2 separate regions of the Mus musculus genome follow, and region 1 is linked to region 2. The links are chromatin loops, found by intact Hi-C in ENCODE. Cell type or tissue: left cerebral cortex. All regions are shown on one strand. Each heading gives the region's core, and the rest is flanking DNA. Links, peaks and the distances in the headings are about the cores only. Region 1 overlaps H2-Q2 (histocompatibility 2, Q region locus 2). Region 2 holds the start of Rps18 (ribosomal protein S18).

What was found. Peaks named below come from ENCODE experiments on the same cell type or tissue, not always from the same donor. Only the 100,000 strongest peaks of a DNase experiment are listed, where the experiment ranks them.
Region 1: a loop joins it to region 2, with 14 times the contacts of the local background. A loop is called at or near these places in 4 of 42 quality-filtered maps.

Annotation. Positions count from the first base shown.
Region 1 is chr17:35,345,909-35,348,821 of GRCm38, reverse strand. It overlaps H2-Q2 (histocompatibility 2, Q region locus 2), which reads right to left. Exons shown (of 8, transcript NM_010392.3): 8 at 2,058-2,913. Among named protein-coding and RNA genes, the nearest start is that of H2-Q2, 5.1 kb to the right of the region's middle. In left cerebral cortex, for the core only: no CTCF peak of the experiment used is centred there; no DNase peak of the experiment used is centred there.
Region 2 is chr17:33,954,503-33,957,415 of GRCm38, reverse strand. Rps18 (ribosomal protein S18) reads left to right here and starts at 1,751. Exons shown (of 5, transcript NM_011296.3): 1 at 1,751-1,798; 2 at 2,240-2,338. The coding sequence starts at 1,796. It overlaps Vps52 (VPS52 GARP complex subunit), which reads right to left and starts at 1,616. Exons shown (of 20, transcript NM_172620.4): 1 at 1,234-1,616; 2 at 402-486. The coding sequence starts at 1,323. In left cerebral cortex, for the core only: a CTCF peak has its summit at 1,660; a DNase peak (open chromatin) is centred at 1,659; H3K4me3 peaks cover 2,141 bases; H3K27ac peaks cover 1,760 bases.

The DNA of each region.
Region 1 (2,913 bases), core at 172-2,671, 1.4 Mb before region 2:
AGGGAACCACCCAGTGCCCCTATTTCCCCCTGCCCTCTCTTCCCTTATCTCTGGGGCCTGGTGCCACCCCGGGGCCCCTATTCTGTTCTCAGCTCCTCCGCCATAATGCAGCTTGGGATGCCAGAGACTAAGAACCTGGTACCGGGGGCTACCCCTTGTCCACCCCCCAACATGTGGGGTCAGCAGCTTCCCAAAGCCAGCTGCATCTGAGAAGGACTTCCCACTCTAACCCATGGGCGTGATATCAAGGAAAAGGGGGTGAAAAAAAAAAGCTAGCAATCCCTAATCAGAGAAATCCCATGACAGTGACATGGCTCAGCCTGCCAAGGGTGGATGAGAGGAGCTAGACTTCTTTAATAAGTAATTGGACCTTTGATAGAGCTCCACCCCCTTGGCTTGTAGGAACAACAGAGAAGCATCTGGCAGGACACAGGAAAAACAGAAATCTAGGAGTCAGAGCTAAGTAGCCCTCTTGGTATTGGAGGAGCTCAAGAGAAAGGTAGACTAGCTCAGAATGACACAGATAAAAAGAGATTTCTAAAGAGCTGACATTTTAGTTGTAGATTTAGGCTTATAAATATGTGTATCATAAATAGTTAGAAAATAAACTCTCCTTTCTGAGCTGGCAAGTTTTACCTAAGCAAATACCTACCTTGTCATTTTTTTTGTAAAAATTGTTTATTTATGTATATAAGTACACTGTAGCTGCCTTTAGGCACACCAGTAGAGGGTAGAAAACCATTACAGATGGTTGTGAGCCACCCTGTGGTTGCTGGGAATTGAACTCAGGACCTCTAGAAGAGCAGTCCATGCTCTTAAGGGCTCAGCCATCTCTCCAGCCCTTGCCTCCTGTGTCTTTAGTACTATAAATATTAGAGGATTTAAATGGTTACAGGCCTATGAACAGGACTTTCCCCTCCTGCAATACAGAGCTATGCACAATGCAGAGCAACAACAGGCCTATGAGCAGACTTTAAGATAGACTATGCTGAATACTGCACCCTGCATGCCCAAGTCAGGGATGAAAGTCCCAGGTCCACCAAGCTGGGGGTGAGATTAAGAGACTTCAGGGAGTTAACTCTAGAACACTTAGGTACTTAGATAAGATAGTCCAGGTTCAGGAATCTGTACCCATTGACAGGAGAGAGAAGCAACATTGCTATGTTCTTATCTCAGCTGTGGATGTGCTCCTGAAAGATGAACAGTCAGACCACACCAGACACCTGAGAACCCAGGAACAGACACTGGAAAGAAAGAAGCAGAAATCACAACAGGAGCATGGCTACAGGGAGTGCCACCTCACCTTCATGGCTGCATCATTAGAAGCTAAACCAAATGGGTGGGAAGAAATGTATTGTGACTTGCTTGTGCACTGGGCATGTTAAAGTTTCCCCAGCTGAGTCTCCAGCCCTGAGGGCTCATAATCCTGGGGACAGGTCAAGGCTCAGGTCTTCCCTGTGTCCTTGTGACCACAGACTCTCAGCATGTGCCTCATAGTGAGGGAGAGAGCAGAAGCCAAAGGTGACACAATCAACGAGTCACCCCACAAAATATCATATACTCCTACAGCCTCATCCTGTCCCAACAGATACACACAGCATAGTGACACAGATTCTGGAAGGTTCTCCATCTGCCATTTAGTTCTTCAAAAGACAAACAAACAAACAAAAAAACTCCAAGTATTCTCAATCCATCAACGTAACAAGCAATAAACCCTCAGGTCAGGATGTTAAGAATCAAGGTCCCATTCAGATTCTTATTCTCAGTGTGGAAGTGAGGAGCTGCAGCTCAGGGTAGCTTGGAGCTGACAGGATGCAGATGTCCCCAGTGTTTGGCTGGACCAGCAAGGTTGGCTGTGGAAGGGAAGACAGGGAAGGGCAGGGACAGGGTCCTGGTGTGCAGGGACAGACTGGGCTCCACAATTCTTCACACTGAGACCATAGGATCACAGGGAACTGCCACAGACCTCCTGAGTTGTGTATGGAGGTTCCTAGAATGAGGGTCCTCAAAGCTAGGTGGGTAAGGATCCGGCAGTTGCAAACAGAAACAAACACAGAGGCAGTATGAATCTGATTGTATTTTGCAGCTCTCAAGCAGGGGTTTTTAAACATTAAAAGAGCAAATATTACAACACTTTGAAGATGTGTCCAGTGAAGCAATCACAAATACCATCATTACCATTATGCACAGTAAAGCACAAAAACCAAGAAAACATTACAACTCTGTAAAGATGGGTTCAGTGAATCACAAACAGAACAGGTGACATCATGAGGAGTAGAAATGATTGAAGTATAACAACTCTAAAAGAATCTAAGCAGTGCGGCAGTCATCCAAGGCAACTGGCATATGTTCAAGATATGTTAATAAATCTTTATGGTCAATTATTATTTAACATCTAATGCCTGATTTTTTTCAGTGCTTAAATTTAAACTAGGTTAATTCTTTTTATTTAAGATTTTCTTTACCATATGCCAAAGCCCACCTCCAATAACACACATGTAGCCACATGAAATTTTATTGTTGGAAAAGTTTTTATCTGTCATAATACTATTATATAATTTTGTAAATAATTTCAAAAGTAAAGAGTTGGTTTCCCCAGATAAGGTCATGTTAGTGACCCCATCTCTAGGGATGGTTTCTAACCCATTACTTTCACTTAAAATCTTAGCCTAGGCTACCAGGAACATGTAAATAAGAAAAGGAATAAGCGAAAACAAAATAAATCAATTGCCATGAGAACTATGACTCAATATAATACTCTGGCCAAGAGTTCCACAACTGGTTCCAGGAGGCCTCCTTCTTTTGAAGTATACCTCAGTCTGTGCAACTTGTCACATGGCTGCTACTGGGGTTGGTGTGGCAGAGAACATGAGACACCATTTTCTAAAGAAAGCTGATGTCTAAAGACTCTTG
Region 2 (2,913 bases), core at 196-2,695:
GTGTATTGCTGTGACTATTCGACTCGTACTGTTCATTTCTTACTATTCCTAAATTAGAAGTTAAGCCTTCTCAACTCATGGATTAAACTTTATCTGTACATTAAGAAAAAAGCCAGCCGGGGGGTGGTGGTGCACGCCTTTAATCCCAGCACTTGGGAGGCAGAGGCAGGCGGATTTCTGAGTCCGAGGCCAGCCTGGTCTACAGAGTGAGTTCCAGGACAGCCAAAGCTACAGAGAAACCCTGTCTCGAAAAAAAACCAAAAAAATAAAAATAAATTAAAAATAAAAACACACACACATACAAAAGAAAGAAACCATAGAGGGTAATCTACTGGGGTCATGTAATATATTTCTAAAGAATAAAGGGGTCTACTTTGCTCCCACCCCATGTCAGCACTTACCATCCACTTCATCCAAGATGAATTCATCAGAGGTGATGTCCAACTCTCCAAGTTGTAGGGGTTCTTGGAGTCCAGAACCCCCCCCCTGAAGAGGGACAGGTTAATGAATGTGGGATACAGAAAGAGATGTTGGAAACAAAACATAATCGGGTATCCTTAATCCTCCAAGTGAGGTGGGGGGTGCTTTGGGGGGTGGGGGGTGCCGGAGTAAGTGGGTCAAAGATTCTGATGCGTTCAAATCTACAATCTTGGGCTACTGAGAATATCAGGCAATTCATGGAGTTGCTGGAGTTGTTCAAATGAGAAAAAACTAGGACTAGTCAAACTTGCCTTTGAATTTAGGACCTCAGTTTCCAGCTATTCCAGGTGATCCCTGAGGGAATTCCAGAGGCTAAAATCGCCAGCTTACATAGTGTTTACCCCTGTGTCTGGTACACCATTTAACATGCTCATTCGGCTAATCCTAACGACCACCTATAAGGTATGTCCTAACAGCGTTTGCACTGTAAAGGTGTGGGAAGTTTTGGCACCGAAAACACAGCATAGCTTTCAAGCGGTGGGGCTGGAGGTGGGACCCCGGGCAAATTGGTTCCAGAGGCCACGTTCTTAACCTTTTACGCTAAACACTAAAATTTTTTTCTACTAAAAATCGTGAACAGGAAGCTGACACTGTCCCTGGGGCTTGGGTTTCAGCCACTTTGGTCCCTACGAAGGCTAGGTCACCATCACCCGTGGCAAGACGGCTCCGAACCTCTTGTCTAAATGGAGCCTACGCCTGAGGAGAGGGACAACCTGACGATACTCCGGAGGACCTACAGCCCCGTGCTCTCACCAGCGGGCCCTCCTCCTCCTCTACATCTGAGGCCCCAGCCCGCAACACCAGCTCCCGGGCAGCGGCCGCCATGGTCGCTGCGGCTGCCATTCCCCCGCAGCTTCACTTCCGACTTCCGGCAGCTGTCAGTCTCAGAAAGTCCGTTTCCCGAAGCAAAGCTACAAGTCCTGGAATGTCTTCTATGGAGCAAAAAAGGGTCCCAGATATTTGAGCTAAGGCGATCGGCTCCAGCCTCTCCGGTTAGGCTTTGATCATTTCGGTCAAGTGCAAACAGGAAGGTGAACGTCTCGAACACAACTCTGTTCCGGAACCTTCGCTCCGCGCCCACACAAGAACGGTACGACGACAGAGAAGGCCGAACCGGAAGTTATAGCTCCGGTCCCTTCCAAAACTGTCTCAATACAACTCCTCCCTTAGGGGGAGACGGGGAGAGAAGCAATTTCCGGAAGTGGACCTCCGGGGATAGCCCCGCCTCTTCCGCCAGGAATCTATATAAGACTTATACGTCACTTCCGCTCTCTCTTCCACAGGAGGCCTACACGCCGCCGTCTGTGCCGCCGCCATGGTAAGAGCGGAATCCGCGCCGGGATCCTGCGACATCGGAGCCGGGGCAGGGAGAGATTTCCGTCAGGACTCAGAGAGTGCCCCATGCTGCGGGCCCACAGCCCTCTGTGGAGCGATGGAGTGTGACCCGAGAGGGGACGACCTAAGACGTGAAATCCCGGGGATCGGGGCCCCGAGGAATGCTCGCTCCTCTTACACAGCAAAGCTGCCAGGAGCTTGGCTGTGTGTGGGCTCCTCCCGCTTCCCCTGTCCAGGGAATTGGGGGCCGCGGCCGACGTCCACCCTCTTGTCAGAGGTTGCGATTTCCCGCGCCTGAGCGCGTTAGGGGTGAGCCCCGGTGACTGAGGAGTTGTGTAAGAACTTAGCAGACAATCCAACCCTGCCTCGGCCACCTTCCCGGTTTGGGGGTAACCTGTCTTGATAACTGCCCGTGTTCTTTCAGTCTCTAGTGATCCCTGAGAAGTTCCAGCACATTTTGCGAGTACTCAACACCAACATCGATGGGCGGCGGAAAATAGCCTTCGCCATCACTGCCATTAAGGTAAAAGTGTTAGGGGCAAAAGAGAAGCAGCTAAACTCACCCAACCCGTTTCAATAAAAGCCTGATGATGACCCAGGGTTAAACCAAAACATTGCTCCAGGGGTAGTGGGGTGTGAGTGTAGTCATGTCCCACCTTGCAGAGGTTTCCCGAGATCTTCAGCTTCCGAGAGCAGTCTCTGCTGTCAGCAAACCTTGAGTAGAATTCCTGTAAACTAACATCCTAAGAGGTGTCCAGGCTTAGCGGTGATGGTTGGGGGTGGTCTGCAGAAGCTATTGGCAGATGCCACAGTGGAAGGTGACACAGAAGCTGGCAGTTTTCCCCATTATGGCAAAAAGGGAGGTCGTAGGAGGAAGCTGGGATGTTTCTCTGCAGAGCTAAAAGTCTTGTAGACAGGGACAGGACTTGAAGTTGGTGATTTGAGGAGTTGCTGGTCAGGTGTGTTCAGCCATGAGACCTGTCAGTGGTGGGACCTTGTGGGATGCTAGGGTATAGATGGAACTGGGTGGCTGCTGAGAGGTTTGAAGGAGGCCTGGGGAGCCGAGGTAATGTCAGGTGGACATAAAAGTTGGAGTAA